2 separate regions of the Homo sapiens genome follow, and region 1 is linked to region 2. Evidence: chromatin loops called from intact Hi-C (ENCODE). Cell type or tissue: PC-3. All regions are shown on one strand. Links, peaks and the distances in the headings refer to the core of each region. The heading gives the core; the rest is flanking DNA. Region 1 has its middle 27 kb from the start of CD36. Region 2 overlaps GNAT3 (G protein subunit alpha transducin 3).

Region 1 (8,352 bases), core at 78-8,077, 110 kb before region 2:
AATACAACTTCAAGTTGTGAGTTAAGAGAAAGGAAACGTACTAAAGAACTAACTTATTCATTCAAACACTAACTGACCTTTAATCATACTCCAGGCTTTGAGCATGGCGCTGGCATGCAAAGATGAATAAAATATGGTCTTGAATAGATTGTGATTTTGTTGATAGGAGATAGATTGTAAAATAACAGAAGGGCTTCAATGGATGAATAGATATTTTCTAATCACAGAAGATGGAAAAAGGGCAATAGAAGCAGAAAGAACAACATGCATAAATTCAGAGGCAAAAAGGAAGTGATATGCTTGCAAATGTACAAAAATGGTTTTCAGGGAAGTTGCAAAAAGTGAGGAAAACAGGTGGATACCAGACCTTGAAGCCCCCTGCATGATATTCTAAGGAGATTGAACTTTATTCTGTAAGCAGAATAGAACAATTAAATAATTATAAGTTGGAGGAGTGACAGGATACGAGTTTGTACTTTTAAAAGGTCACATGAAAAGCAATAAATTGGGTTGAGAAATTCAGCTCGATGACTAATAAATGAATGCGGGAAAGACACAAGGCCCTGAACTAAAACTTGTATTCAGCCTGATGAAGGGAATGTGGTCTCATTCTAGGCAGAGTTTGGATTAACGGGAATGTGCTTGCAGTTTGTAGTGGCAGCCATGGCAAAGAGGGCTGTAAAACTGGAAAGCAAGCCCTAAGAGTCATTATCACAAGTGGGAGAAATACTTTTGGTTAGCTTTCATCTTGGTGGCATTCTGGAACATAACAGCAGGGGTAGACAGAAGAGAAGTAATGAAAACTGGATACGCCCCTATGCAAGCAGAGGGGAAAAAAACACAAAAGGTCAAAGGAACAAAGGACTTAGCATTTCTTTTATATTGGCATTCGTTGAAGCGACAAATACAGTATAAAGCTAACAAGTAGCAGAGCAAATAACAAGGGCACCCACAGTTTTCAACTGATATCAGGAAATATTTAATCCCCCAATTTCCCACTTCACATTATAAACTGGGGTATTGGAATTGGGGTCAGGAACTCAGATGTGGTTTCCAAGGAAGGGCAGAATCGGGGAAGTACTTCAGTGTCATGGTGGGGAATTTGAGGGAAAGATGGAGCCGCGAAGAAGAAGCAAAGATTAAGATACAGAGGGCACCCCTGCAAAAAAATCACAGACTAATGTACAAGAGACATTGATAATTTCATTTTTATTCTGGAGTCAGGAACTGGACTCAAGTAAAGAAGAACCTTACTAGGAAGAAGGAATGAGTAAACTAATTGTATAAACCTGCTTTTTAGTGAACATATATATAGATTCTCTTGTTGGCCAGTGGGTGTATAAAATATAAATACATTATGATGGTCTAAAAATGTAGGATAAAGAGTGAAAGAGAACCTATGTCTAAACCCAGTGGAAAACAAGGAGGCTCTCCAAGAAAGAATCTGGGTAGTTTTTGCAATTAAAAACAGTCACCATTGTTTCTCCACAATACGGATGTGCTCTGGAGAAACAAACATTCGATGTAAACAAAAAAGAGAATGATGCCCATTTTATTCTGGTATAATTTATACAAGTAGTTTAAGAATATCTGTGATGTGTTAAGAGTTTGTGGAAAAACATCAAGTACAGGAATATTTCTAGTAAGAAAGCTGATTGGCATTAATGCTCTTTTATTTTCATTTCAAATAGACAACTGCTGCTAAGCCGGGCATACAAAATATCCCTTTGACTTTCAGAAAAATAATAAATGTTTATCTGTAACAACTTTTCAGATAGTATTATTACAAAATATAGACACCCAAAAGCACATTAGCTAATTATATGCATTTGGTTCTGTATAAAATATACTCCAAAAGTACTATATTAACTTCCCAAGTAACTGGTAGATATTTTATATTTATTGATAATATTTACCTTTTATTACTGTTAACAAGGAATCAACTCAGTTATCAGGATCCTACTCTAATTTGACTTTTGAACTATTCAAATTTAAGAATCAAAACTGCTGACTAGACTTAAATAAACCCCATCTCTTAGGCCCCTGACAAGCATCTCTCATCCGTAAAAGATTCAAGCCTCTTTGTCCCATTAAAAGTTAAAATTTTTCACTGTGATTTTTACTTCTTAACTACAGTTTCCTGTTCAGTAAATTATTTCTGGCTCACATAAAACAGAGCTGCATGTTTTATTCCAAAATAGGAAAGATGAAGTAGGATCTTGTGAAAAGATAGACCTTAAGGAGAAAGAGAAGAATGAATATCTTTCTTGGTTTAGATGATATCTTCAAGAGTAACTAAAGGAAAAATCTCCATAAAGTAGAATCAAAGTAGCTTATTAACAAGATACTATGATAAATACAGCAGTGGTTAAAACACACTATTTCTCTTGTATTGCCTTTATCATATTTTAAGAGCAACCCTCACCTCCCTGCAAAAAGAAAAAATAGAGAAACTTAAGTTTACATATGGCACTGAAACTTTGAATTTATCATGCAGCTCATGTTTAAAAAGCATATATGTATAATGTAAAGAAAGTAATACAATTATGAATATTACAAATGTCTTAAATATTACATTACCATAAAGAAAAGATACTTTTTCTTTGTGTGACTCATGGAATCAAGTTTATTTATAGCCTTATCTCCCCTCCTCTCTCTACTACTACTTCCTCTACAGATTTATGAGAAGTTACAAAGTAGATTATTAGCATGGGATGTTTGTCAATATTTCTACTCATTTTGAATCCATATACTACCTAAATATATGGAATATTATTCAATCACAGACTTGAATCACTTACTAGATTTTTTATTTAAGCAAAGCTTATGATGAAAGTTTATCTGAATTCTTAAAAAATGCTTAGTGGATATAAAGTGTTCTCACCACAAAAATAATAACTATGTGATATAACACACATGTTAAATAGCTAGATTGAGCCCATTCCACAATGCTTATACATTTAAGACACAGTGAATACATACAATTATATCTGTCAATGTGGAAAATTAAAGAAATAAAAACAACAAAAGAAAGTATATGGTTGAATAATAGAAAAAGTCAGATTATCTCTTCTATTTCAGGTGGTATCTGGAATATCTAAATAGAAAGTTGAGTATATATATTTAACCACATTTATATAAGTTCCACAGAGGTGCATATTTTCAGAAATACTTTTTAAGATAATTCCCAACTGCAGGATTCTACAATCTGATTAGCATGCTGTTCATCTACATAGTAAGTAGAAAGACCCCTTAATTTCTTCATAAGAAGCTTTGAGTTATTAAAATTTCATTTCATTGTATTTTATATATGCCAAAGGCATAATTTTTTCATTTATATAACAAATTAGTTTTTATGGTATATGTGCAAAGAAAAGAATAAATGCCCCCAAACAATTTGTGCACATTATCATTTTTATACAGGGACTGATCTCCTGTGATTTTTCAGGTTGCTAGCATAACAGGAATGATATTTTATATTACAGGACTCAGTGTATTGAGCATATTATAGAACTTAAGAAGGACATTCAAAAGAATCTCATTTCAACAATCATCAAAGTAGTGGAAATTGGATTTCAGGTGTGCACGTTTAATTACTGAAGTAACAAAGAACTTTGTACTGTAAAGAGAAAACAGCCCATCACCCAGGAGCTGGGCTGATATTATTAGCTAGGTCTTGCTGTTTCTGGGCACAGGCCCAGCACTCACTGCTTGGCCTTGGTGTTTGTTCTGCTGAACACAAACAATTCATAGAGCATTTACTTTAGATAAAATCATTCTGTGATCATGATGAGTCAAGACAAAATGAGACCTTTTATGTCTGAACCCAAAACGATTATCAACACTGTCCAAGCCACAGATACTACACATTCCCTTCTCACTTACTATGAGTGACTCTGCTTCTTTATCAATTACAGCTTTAGCTTCAGTCTAGTCTTCCCTCCTCCAAGATTAAGACACCCAATCATAAAATTATCCTGCCTCCTGACAACATCTAATTCAGAGCAAATCTCTATTTCCTTCAGTATCACCTCCTCGACCCTCCCCAACCAACCAACCGAAGTCCAAATTCTAGAATAGATTTTTCCTAACATCTTCTTACCGGGTCACTGTCAGTTCCCTATGGTACACTTTCCTCTCTTTTCAATGAGTAATGAACTTGTTTCACTACAGGTGTGTTCCTGTTGGTCTTTGGTTAAAGAAAGGACATTGGCAGTAATAAAGCATCTAAGAAACTTGGCTCCTAACTCCAGTGCTATCAGGAGGCTCTCATGTATATGCTAGCACAATCTCTCAGAATTTTCAAGATGACTAAAGAGAAACTCAAAGAAGAAAAATTAGAAGATGCCACAGTGATAAGAAATAGGAGAGATTATTATGGGTGTGCAAAATGACACGGGACGACGATTTTGAGGTTAGGGCCTCTGTGTCATGTATGGGAGAAAAAAGCAGGCTGAGACAAGAAACATGGCCAGGTCACAACAGGGGGGCAGAGCATCTGCTGAAAGGCCACAAAACACTCAAGAGCTTTATTATAATTTTGTTCAAGGCAGGGCGCAGTGGCTCAGGCCTATAATCCCAGTGGTTTGTGGGGCCCAAGAGGGAGGATTGCTTGAGGCCATGAGTTTGAGACCAGCCTGGGCAACATAGAGAGACTCTGCCTCTACAGAAAGAAACAACCACAAAAATTAGCTGGGCATGGTGGTGTGTACCTGTAGTCCCAGCTTCTTGGGTGGCTGAGTGGGGAAGATTACTTAAAGCCAGGAGTTTGAGATTACAGTGAGCTATGATTGTGCCACTGCACTCCAGCCTGACTGACAGAGAGAGCAGACCCTGTCTCTAAAAAATAAAAAAATCTGGCTGGGTGCCGTGGCTCAGGCCTGTAATCCCAACACTTTGGGAGGCTGAAGCAGGCAGATCACGAGGTCAGGAGATAGAGACCAGCCTGGCTAACACAGTGAAACCAGTCTCTAGTAAAAATCCAAAAAATTAGCCAGGCGTGGTGGCGGGCGCCTGTAGTCCCAGCTACTGGGGAGGCTGAGGCAGGAGAATCGCTTGAACTCAGGAGCCAGAGGTTGCAGTGAGCCGAGATCACGCCACCGCCCTGCAGCCTGGGCGAGACAGAGCAAGACTCCGTCTCAAAAAAGATAAAAGATAAAAAATAAATAAATAAATAAAATTAAAATAACTGTTTAAAATATGTTCAAAAGAAGATAGAGGAAAATTCTGTTTCGCTAAAACTTCACTAAAGGAAAGAAGCCTCAGCGACTACACTGAAGATATTACTATTCTTGTATTTACAAAAGATGACATAAAAATACCATAATATTAGGAAGCTAAATTACCCTCTCAGTAAATGGCTACCAAAATAATTGTGGGTAGATTTTAAATAACTTCCTAGAAGGGACTAAAAATCTTAGGTAGTCTGAGGTGAGACATACAGAGCACAAATATAGATCAGGAAAACTCAAAATAAGAGTAATGATGATGATAATTACAATGACAATATAGTAACAATTTTTAAAAAGGCATTGTGAATACCAAGTTAAACATTTTTTATCATTCTCATGCCAATTTTTGAGAACTACTGTGATAAATCTAGTCTCATTTAATCAGCTGTTAAAAGTGAGCTGTGTGCTTTTGGATAATACTTCTCACTCTTCAGTTTCCAGTATTCACTTGCCAGTCCTTGTTTTCCAAGGAAGGCTTTAAACCTAGATCAGACCCACAGCTTGGCTCACCCCTCACAGCGCATGTCCTTTCCTAATCTTATCTTGTCCTCAACCCTTTGCCTACATAGCAAGCACCTGCTGGGTGATCATACTTGTAACCTGAACCAAATTCTCATCTGGCTCCCTTCACCAACAGATCACAAGCCAAAAGACAGGCAAATACTAACTCAGGCTTTTTGTAACTATTTTTTCTGACTCTAATACTGTATTATGTCTCCTATCAAGCTCTTGTTGTTGAAATCTTCAGATTACGTGTGAAATTATTCTGCTATCATAGTTTGAATCATCAACTTTGTTTTATTTATACATGCTTTTATTCCCCCCAATTACATTGGCAAATATTTTATCAATCAGTAGCCCTTGCAAGAGTAAACTTAAATACATTCCTAAAGTATTCTTAGTTTGGACTTCTGATTGGGAGAAAACGTGAGAATCAACAAAACAAAAACCTGACACCCCGCTTAGGTAGCTCCCAGCAGGTCTAGGAAGGCAGATTCATAAACAGACAATTCTAATAGGCCGTGACATCTACACTCAGGTAGGAAGAGTGAATGGTGAGGGAGAGAAGGTGTTAAAGGACAGTGGTGGAGGAAGTGGTTCCTTATGCCAGGACTGCATTGTACAGCTCCGGGTACAGAGTGGGAGAGGGTATAGTGGATCACAAGCATTTCCCCAAATACAGATACATAAAGAAACATACAAAATAATAAACATACAACTGGGGAAACATGTTTCAGTAAGGATTCGGTACAGTGTATGAGTTTTGGAAGAACAAGACACCAGAAAAGTGGCCACAAATGACCACAAACGTGAAGCCCTAATGTAACACATACTATACCAAACTTTATATTGTATGTGTGCCTTGATTACCTGGAATTCATTCTCTCGTGGGTTTATCTTGAAAGCAACATAGGACTACTCAAGGATTTTTAGAGAAGGAGCGCATGACAAAATTTGGGTTTAGGAGATGGCCTTGGCATCAGCATGAAGAATGGATTGGAGGGAAGGCCAGAGGACGCCTATCAAAATAATCTAGAAAGGAAATTATGTAGTTGAACTTAAAAACTGGCTATGGGGGTGGGGGTGGGAAATGTGGGAAAGATTTCAGAAATACTTAGTGGATATGGAAGATATTTAGAAGTTAGCATGAATAGCTACGGCTTGGTGACTAATTAGTTAGGTAGAGAGGAAAAAATCGTAAGTCTCAGGTTTTACGCTTGAGTAACAAGACAAAAGGAGGTACTATTAACCTGGAGGGGAAACATAGGACCAGTTTTAGGGGTGGTGTGAAGTTAGTCCTGTCAGGGTTTAATATTGACATTTTCACTAACTGGCTGCAAGATCCTGAGCCAATTTTTTAATCTCCCCAAGTCTGTTTACTCATTTGTAAAATGGAGATAACACTATCTACTTTAAAATTATTGTAAAACTTAAATAATATTTAACCCTTCTATGGAACTTACCATATGCAAGACACTTGTATGAGTATTTTATATGCATTAAGTTGCTTATCTTGAACAGTTACCCTATGAGGTAGGCATGTTTATTATCCATGTGTTACAGATAGGGAAGCAGAGGTACAAAGAAGTTTACTAACTTGCCAGAGGTCACAGAGCTGGAAAGTTAGAGATCTAAGTTTCAAACATATGCAGTCTAACACTAGAGAGTATGCCTCAACCAGTAATTTACTTCTCATTAAATACTAGGCACTTTGCATAATTATTTTTAGAGTGCTTTGCAGGTACCACATAGATAATAAATAGCTATTAAAATTTAACCATTTTATTTTAAAATAATTTGCAGGGGATATGTTATATGCATATATATTATTGAATGCTGGGATAAATTCAAGCCTAGTAAAAGACACTCATTTGGGGATTATAATTTAATTTTGAACATAAAAATGTACATCTTGAATCAGAACACATTAACAAGGTTATATGGCTCACGCCTGTAATCCCAGCACTTTGAGAGGCCGAGGCGGGCGGATCACGAGGTCAGGAGATGCAGACCATCCGGGCTAACACAGTGAAACCCCATGTCTACCAAAAATACAGAAAATTAGCTGGGCGAGGCAGCAGGCACCTGTAGTCCCAGCACTCGGGAGGATGAGGCAGGAGAATCGCTTGAACCTGGGAGGAGGAGGTTGCAGTGAGCCGAAATTGCACCACCGTACTCCAGCCTGGGCGACAGAGTGAGACTCAGTCTCAACAATGACAACAACAACAACAACAAAAAGAGTTTAGATACTTTCAGCTTGAGAACTTGACCTACTGGCATGGAGATACATGGGTCTGAAGTTGAGAAGAGTGATTGGAGCCCTAAGATGTAGATTGGGGTCTCCTCAACATTCAGATTACAGGTGAAGTCATGAAAATTGATAATATCACTTAGAAAGTGGGGGATGGGGAATGGGAACCTAGAAAATCTGCAGAAATGGAAACTGAGGAAAGCAATATGGCTAGACAAAGGCATAAAAGGTCACTAACTTCTACAAGCCTCCATGTCCTTATTTGTAAAAAATCAGTAGATCTTAGTTTTAGAGTGTGCTAAAAACTATCCCCACTTCTCCTATTTGTAGCTTTTGCTATGAAAAAAATGTAAACTTTGGCAGAGCAGC
Region 2 (8,352 bases), core at 278-8,277:
TTCAATATACCAATTATCTATTTTTTTACATATTCTCTTATTTTGTAAAAATACAAATGGAAAGCCAAAACAATGAAAGAGCTAATACCACAATTTAGACTAAGACAAAAACTATTAAACATGCCAAAAGCAATGACTCTTGAGATAAGCATATCAGAGCTGCCAGTCAACTAGAGATTCAGTTGTGACGGAAAAGAACAAGGTAGAAAGGTGGTTTCTAGGGGCTAGGGTGGTTGGGGGGAACAAGGGGAAAGGGAGTTGTTGGTCAAAGGACACAAAATTACAGTTAAATAGGAAGAATAAATTTCAAGAGATCTACTGTTCAGCACGGTGACTATAGTTAATGATGATCTATTGTATTCTTGAAAAATGTAAAGAGAGTAGGTGTTATGTGCACTTACCACAAAAATGATAACTGTGAAGTAATACATTTGTTAATTAGCTAGATTTAACCATTCTACACTGTATTTTTACTTCAACATATCGTGTTGGACACAACACAAGCATGGAATGTTATTTGTCAATTTAAAAAAATAAATTAAAAATGTTCAAAAAGAGTATATATAGATGAATGAAAACACATCACTGAAAATTGGGTCAAAAAGGTTCAATGTAATGATGGACAAAAGAAAGATTTTTTTTAAATTTGGAACTGAAAATCAATGGACTACTGATACATACAGGGTTCCAGAATTAGTAAATTTTACCACTCCACAGAGCCATTGACTGGGACCCAACTTATTGTATGCAATGCTATCAAATGAAAAATAAGTCAGATGAATTATTTTTAGACTTAAGTGTTGGTTAGATCAAGAAGAAAGAGCAATATTTGTACCAGAAGTATAAAAGAATCATTAGTGGGACTATTACATGTTTTACTTTCCCAAGGTGTTTACAATTTTATACATACAATTTCATCATTAGTAAGTAAAATACTTGGATTTATTTGGTTCCAACACTATGTGCACTAAACTCCTTTGTCACATTTTATTTATACAAAATAAATGAAATTCTCTTAAGTTGTTCCTATTTCAATTATATTACAAACATCTGGCTAAGTTTCCCTTTTGGAGTCCATCTGAATTCTACATATGATGATACAATTATCAAATTCATAACAGTCTTATAACAGCTCTACTTCATTCTCATGTTTGGATTGAATTCAAATTCTCGAAACTGTAATTTTTATATTCAATTTGACCTCATTAAGACATTATAAAAGTGCTTAGTTGAACTAAACCAAAACTTTCCACTCTCCTACCCTCAAATCTCCTCACCAATGAAATCTATTTAATTTTTCCCATCATTGAAACGATGTTCTCATTCATCAGTGTCGTCTGAATGACACTTTTAAGTTTATCAGTGAGTACATGTCACATGGAACTAACCAGTTTAACCTTAGTAGTGATCAGCTCCTGAGTCAATACCTACATTTACAAAAATAAGAAATCTAAAAAACACTTTTGACAGATTTTTTTTCAGTATGTTGATCTTCATCTAATGAATTTCTAGAAGCTTAAACTCATAACACCAACTTTCCACATTTAACATGTACTGCAAAGCGGATGTAACCATTTGGTATTATCGAACACAAGATTTCACTGAATCTGAAGAGCGGTCAAAGTGCGACTTTACAATTAAAGGATCATCTTGCAGACAGATGCCTTTTTTTATTACACCTTTCAGACCTTCAGTAAAATTACAGAACAGATGCCAAATCTGTGTTTTATTTTAGCAAAAAGTAGGCTTTTAGGAAACACTGGAGATGACTCATACATTGCTGAGCACATTTGATAACTGCAATCAAGAAAATAATGCCACATGCTTTAAAAAATTTACTTGCAAAGATATTCCAGAAAGAGCACATTTTAATAAGAAAAACAAATTCTAACGGATAAAATATTCTCATTTGTATCTAAGTACGTTTTAAAGTTTTATAAACGTTTCATTCAATGGTACTTTTATTCAAAATAATACCTATTATTTAATTGTAAACTCAATATGGATCATGTTTCCATTTTTCCTTTCTCCTCTCTTTATGCTTATTACATCAAATTTCAGTTTGAGTTTATTTTGCTGCATCAGTTTCGTTTGTTTTTTTTGCAAATTTCCATCACATGGGCTGCTTAGATTTGAAGCCCCATGGAAAGCATAGGAAAAAAATTAGCTTTCTTTTTTCTTCATATTCAAAACACCCTCTGCCACATTTATATATATAATTAACATTTATTCTACAATTTTTCACTTTTAGCTAGTGATTTCCAGCATTATCATGGGAAGTTCATCATAGATGTTCTTTTCTTTTAGTTCTAAAACCCTTTATTTTTATTTTTTCTTTGTGCTATATTGTAAGAGTCACACTATTATTATTTTAATGATGTAATCTGAGTTTTACTGTTTTAAACTATTATTCCACTTATCTGGCTTTTAGAAACATGAATAGGGATGGAGTCTAGAGATCAAAAACTACTTCGAAGGTAATATATTTATTGTATTTAACATTTTCAAACTTTTCAAATGGTTTCACTTATTCAACAAATGGATATTCTGGAAGGTATGTAGTAGGAGAATTATGATTTTTGATGCTATCTAAAGGCTTGTCACAAAATAATTAGTAAAATAAAACTCACACAGCAGAATTAGATAAATAGGTTTAACCATGCAGCAGAATGAGGAGAATACAATTTAATACTAGAACAGAATGCATTTTTAAATCACCTGAGGTGGAAATTGATTTATTAATACCTTCATCAACTGTAATGCGTTTTGTACTTCCCAGAGTGACCTTAGGCTAGCCACATAAACTCAGAGAAATAATGGATGTCAAAGTATTTTGTAACTTGTAAAGATCTAGACAAACGTGGTTTATTCTTTGGCATAAGAGATTCCCAAATATGAAATAAATCAAATGTCAATAAATGTGTATCATTATTCTTCCTTTGTCTTTCTTTTACATGTAACTAAGAGAAGTGAGGACTCAAGACTCAGGTTAAATTTAAATGATTATTTTTATTCTATGTGTGCTTTTTAATGTCTTTATTTTTTTTTAATTATCCCTAGATATGAGTGGGAGAGATTCCAGGAAACTAGAGTTGTTTCTGACTTACTGGTTAGATTACAAGTTCATCAACTCTAAGAAACACTATTTTGAAATTTTATTACACCAACATAGTCCATGCCTGTCCATGGATAAGATCAGATAAACACATTCTTTGGAATAATTATATATTAGGATTAACCAATAAGTCCCCTTCTGATCACTGGTAAAAAAGAAGAATCTTCTTAACAACATGTAAAACAAATTCCCAATAATGTTTCCAACTTTTTGTTTTGCCTTATTTATCCAAATTAAAACCATTCTTTCCTTCCTCCAACTATAGTACCTTTTTATTTTAAACATATTTATAAATATTACAAAATATTTTTATATAGCATAATGGCTACAGTTAATGACATCGTATTGCATTCTTGAAAACTGTTGAGAGTGGATAAGTGTTCTCACCACAAAAATAACTACGCAAGGTAATGCATGTTAATTAGCTAGATTTAACAATTTCACAATGTATATATATTTCAAAATGCCATGTTGTACACAACAAATACATACCATTTTCTCTGTCAATTTAAATAAACAAATTATTTATTTTATGTTTCTAGAGGTATCCAATCTTTGGGATGCATGAATATTCTTAATGCGAATGTTTAAAACTGCTTCTCAGTGAAGTGGAAAGAAAACTTTAGGCAGAAAAGACCTACTTGGAGAGTTTAAATTTTTCTCCAAAATGCAAAGGGCTACAACAACTTGAAAGTTCCCGATATTTACAGTTTTCAGAAAAGTTGCCAAATATTTACAATGTTGCATTTATCCATCAGAATGGCCCATGGCAGCATCAAATAGTTTCCAATAATTTCCCTCTTTTCCAACAAGCAAAAGCACATAGACAAATAATTTGTGTATATTTGACTGATTGTTTTAGATGCATTTATCTCAATTGATCAGCACATCTTAAAAGCAGGCTCGTAAGGCACTCGCGTAAAAGATGCAAACCATTTAGTAAAACATTCCACACTTAGCCAAATGATAGTATTTGCTAAGGAGGTTGAAAATTCTGGCTTGCTGACAATGACTCTTGCTAACTACAGTTTAACAAGCTCTCTAGTAATATTACAGAACATATTTATATTCGCATATTTTCATTCGAGCATGAATTATTGACTCAAGACAAATATTTTATCTTTAAAAATATTTATATAAGCAACATGAGCAGTTAACAAGTTATTTACCTCTCCATACTGTTAGAAAGGAAAGGTAGCAAAACACATTTCATAGTGTAAGGATTCCATGATCTGTTTTATATAAAATAAAATATACTTCCGTTTAAGGTATTAGACCCAAGTTCAGAATCCATTCCCTACTTATTAGGTTCGTGCAAAAGTAATTGCAGTTTTTGCCATTGCTTTCAATAATTTTTCTCCAAATACTGGTGTGCAAATATATCAATGTAGAATTTGAACCTAAAGTAGGATTAAAGGTAAAACTGAGTTTAAGAATCCATAAGATATGAAAAATATCCATTCTGTTTATTACAAGATGCAGTGCTAATAAAAAAGGGGGAAGTCATGGGTTTGATTCCTGTCTCAGTATATTTCAATAGAATAAATTTACTACTTAAAATTGTTTTTTAAAGATATCTAGAAATATCGCTCTCTGCCAGGCGCAGTGGCTCACGCCTGTAATCCCAGCACTTTGGGAGGCCAAGGTGGGCAGATCACAAGGTCAGGAGATCGAGACCATCCTGGCTAACACGGTGAAACCCCGTCTATAATAAAAATATAAAAAGTTAGCCGGGCGTGTTGGCGGGCGCCTGTAGTCCCAGCTACTCGGGAGGCTGAGGCAGGAGAATGGCGTGAACCCGGGAGGCGGAGCTTGCAGTGAGCCGAGATTGTGCCACTGCACTCCAGCCTGGGCACAGAGTGAGACTCTGTCTCAAAAAATAAAGAAAAATAAATTTAAAAAATCACTCTCTAACCAGAATTTTATATTCTATTATCTCTCATACTTTTCCATATTTAGTGAATTAGTTGTCTGATTTAATCTACTTCCTTTTAAACAGGGCCAGTCATTTCAGCTGTGTTCCTCCTAAAATTCAGGAGTATTTCACCTCCGTAATCTTCTACCTTAATTGACATTCAAACCCTCAACCCTGGATAATCCCTCAGAGTTCTCCATTTACCATTTTCCTGATACACTTCTCCCAACTGATTTTCTTGAATGTAATGCTGTTTAACAGCTTTTTCAGCTCTTAGTGCTGATCTAACCCTGATCCCTCTGTAAATTCTTACTTTCCTTCATTCCCAGATGTTGTAGAATAAAACAGTGTATCATTTTCAGTCTCCTGGCTGACACATATCACGTTTTAAATTTAGCTGGGCCAATAATTATTTTACTTATTCATTTTCTTCTAAAATGTTCCAAAGGCAGCTCGTCGCACATTTCCAACATCACTTTCATCTTGAATCTCCCCCCAACCTCACCCTAGATGATCACTAATATGCAACAAAACAATTATAAATGATCATCTCCAAATCTCACTAAACATTCACGTATTCTTATATTTTCACTAGTTTTAAAGAAGCAGTATTCCATTTTCATTTCAGATTAGTTTCAGCCTTTGTGCTATAAATTCTATCACCTTTCATATCTTAAAATTTTTGTTCCACTAATTATTTTTCATTTTGTCATCTTCAAAATTATCTATTGGCTTTTTCTTCATGGCAAATACAGATGTTTCTCTTCTTTAGCCCAAGAAAATTTATTTGACTTCAACACACCCTTGAATTCACCTTATATAGATATCTTTTAAAATGTTTTTATATTGAAATACTTCTCAAAGGATGCTATGCTCACTGCTTCTATTTTCTTATCCTGTTTAGTCTCTTTCATTAATTGCAATGTAAGTTGTATATATGCTCTTCTCTAGTAAAAAGTTATCCCTCACAGAGTGCAGATAATGGCCAATTCACAAAATTCACATCTCAATAATTTTCTCTCTCTTTTTTTTTAAAGACAGGGTCTTTTCACCCAGGCTGGAGTGCAGTGGTGCAATTACGTCTCACTGCAGCCCCAACTTCCTGGGCTCAAGTGATCCTCCCACCTCAGCATCCACAGTAGTTGGGACTACAGGCGTGTGCCACCACACCTGGCTAATTTTCCTATTTTTTGTAGAGACAGAGTTTCAGCATGTTGCCCAGGCTGATCTCAAACTTCTGGGCTCAAGCGATCTGCCTGTCTCGGCCTCCCAAAGTGCTGGAATTACAGGCATGAGCCTCCACCCTGAGCGATAACTTTTAAACTAAGTCTGAACTAAACAGTCCTCAATTTTATATCCCTGTATTCCTCTCTTCATTGAAGCTTGCTTCTTCTTTCCATCTATAAGTGGATTCATCTACCACGGTCTGTTCTTAAACCTTGGTGGGTTTTAGTCTGTACTCTCTTATACTCTCTTTTGAGGACCTCATAACAGAACTTAACTGATATGACTCTAAAATTCTTTCTTTTGCTCAATTTGTTGACCCATATTCATAAATTCCTTGTATCTGTCAGTGACCTGATCACACTTTGGGAGATCTCAAAATAATTTCCCAACTTTACTTTGCTGCCCATGTATCTTTATGTTTTCCATGAGGTGCCTTGTTATGTCCTTTCCCATTATATCCACTTGATATTTCAATCCTCCTTAGCTTTATGACTATTCCCTCTCCATTGTCCAAAAGTCAATGTTGTCACAAGATTTAGTTTTAGCTCTATCTCTATTGGCATAAATCTCATATTTTTCTCTTTACTGCTTCTGTTATTGCTTTAATCTATGAGAAAATCTTATGAAATAGATATTACTTTCATGATATAGATAAGAAGAAAATGACAACTTAAGAATATAGTTTGGTTTCCAAATATCAAATGTTTATTTACAGCCAAGCAAAGCCTTTTATTTGTATGTGTCAGTTTTAAGTTAATGTCTGCATTCTAATTTCTATGAGAACAAAGAACATATCTGCTTTTGTTCTTTATTGAATTATGGCACAGGAAAGAATGCATGTATGGTGAATGGAAGAATGACAGAATCAGAATCTAAAATATTCTTGTGATTTGTTCATGGTGGCTAGAACACAGGTATACCTTTGCATGTAGAAATGAGCTAGAAGAAAGTCATTTATATGTTATTGCATAGGAATTTTATTTTGTATCTGTAGTCAATAAGATGATATTGATAGGTTTTTTAACTATGTAACTAAAATGATAGTACTTGGCTTTTTTTAAAAAAAATAAAGACTACCCTGGCTATACTATGGCTCAAAGATTTAATGAGGAGGATAAAGGTAGGTAGGACAATTAGGAAACTGTTACTATTGTGCAAATTCTTGATGCAATTCTGAATTAATGCAGAAATTTTAAGTTTGAAAATAAGATTTGAGGAATGTTAGGAGACAAAGTGACAGAACTTGGTGGCAGACTGCATGTGGACGGTAAATGAGAGGAGTGATTGGGGTGGAATTGGTTATGGTTGATTATGTTATTCACTGGTATGTGAAATGCAGGATAAATATGAGGCTGGGGAAAAGGGAAAGGGATGATAATTTAGGATATTCAAACCTATGTTTTTTTTTTTTAGCAGGACCAAATGGATATCTATTAGATCAACATATGGGTCTGAAAATTAGGAGGGATAACTCTAGTAAGAACTACATGCTTGATAAATTCAATCCTCCATTTTCCTTATTTTATATTTTCCTTTGTCCAGATATCAGTATAGGCAAACCATGTGATTAACCAAGGCCTTTTTAAAAATCGTTGTTGCAATATGTATTTATACTAAAAAATAGTATACATGACTATTCCCACAATTAATGAACACTTAGACAAATATCTGCAACAGACCTGTGTGGGAAAAATCATGTAATTTTGTATTTTAGTGTTGTCATTTTTTAGCCTAAAAGGTATGTTAATAAGAAAAGAAAAATGAAATATCTGTTAAAATGCTTCTCACAATCCAAGAAAGCTCATATAACATTTTTAAACCACTTTATTGAGATATGCTTGATATGCAAAAGCTATACATATTTAATGTATGCCACTTGATGAGCTTGGAGATAAGTATACACCTGTGAAATCGTCACCACAATCCACACAGTAGACTTCTCCGTCACCTATAAAAGTTGTTTCCTGTCCTCTTATTTATTGTCACTATTATTATAAGAACACTTAACATAAGATCTACCCTCTTAGTGAATTTTTAAGTATCCAGTACATTATTGGTAACTATAGGCACTATAAATATTATCAGATATTTTAAA

What was found. Hi-C counts contacts between places; a loop is a spot of excess contacts. Peaks named below come from ENCODE experiments on the same cell type or tissue, not always from the same donor. Only the 100,000 strongest peaks of a DNase experiment are listed, where the experiment ranks them.
Region 1: a loop joins it to region 2, with 2.3 times the contacts of the local background. A loop is called at or near these places in 3 of 110 quality-filtered maps.

The regions. Positions count from the first base shown.
Region 1 is chr7:80,607,379-80,615,730 of GRCh38, reverse strand. It overlaps a transcript of CD36 not described here. Among named protein-coding and RNA genes, the nearest start is that of CD36, 27 kb to the left of the region's middle. In PC-3, for the core only: no CTCF peak of the experiment used is centred there; a DNase peak (open chromatin) is centred at 3,750; H3K27ac peaks cover 1,421 bases.
Region 2 is chr7:80,502,023-80,510,374 of GRCh38, reverse strand. All of the region lies in intron 1 of GNAT3 (G protein subunit alpha transducin 3), which reads left to right. All of the region lies in intron 2 of LOC107986812 (a long non-coding RNA gene), which reads right to left. Among named protein-coding and RNA genes, the nearest start is that of GNAT3, 5.9 kb to the left of the region's middle. In PC-3, for the core only: no CTCF peak of the experiment used is centred there; a DNase peak (open chromatin) is centred at 4,124; H3K27ac peaks cover 389 bases.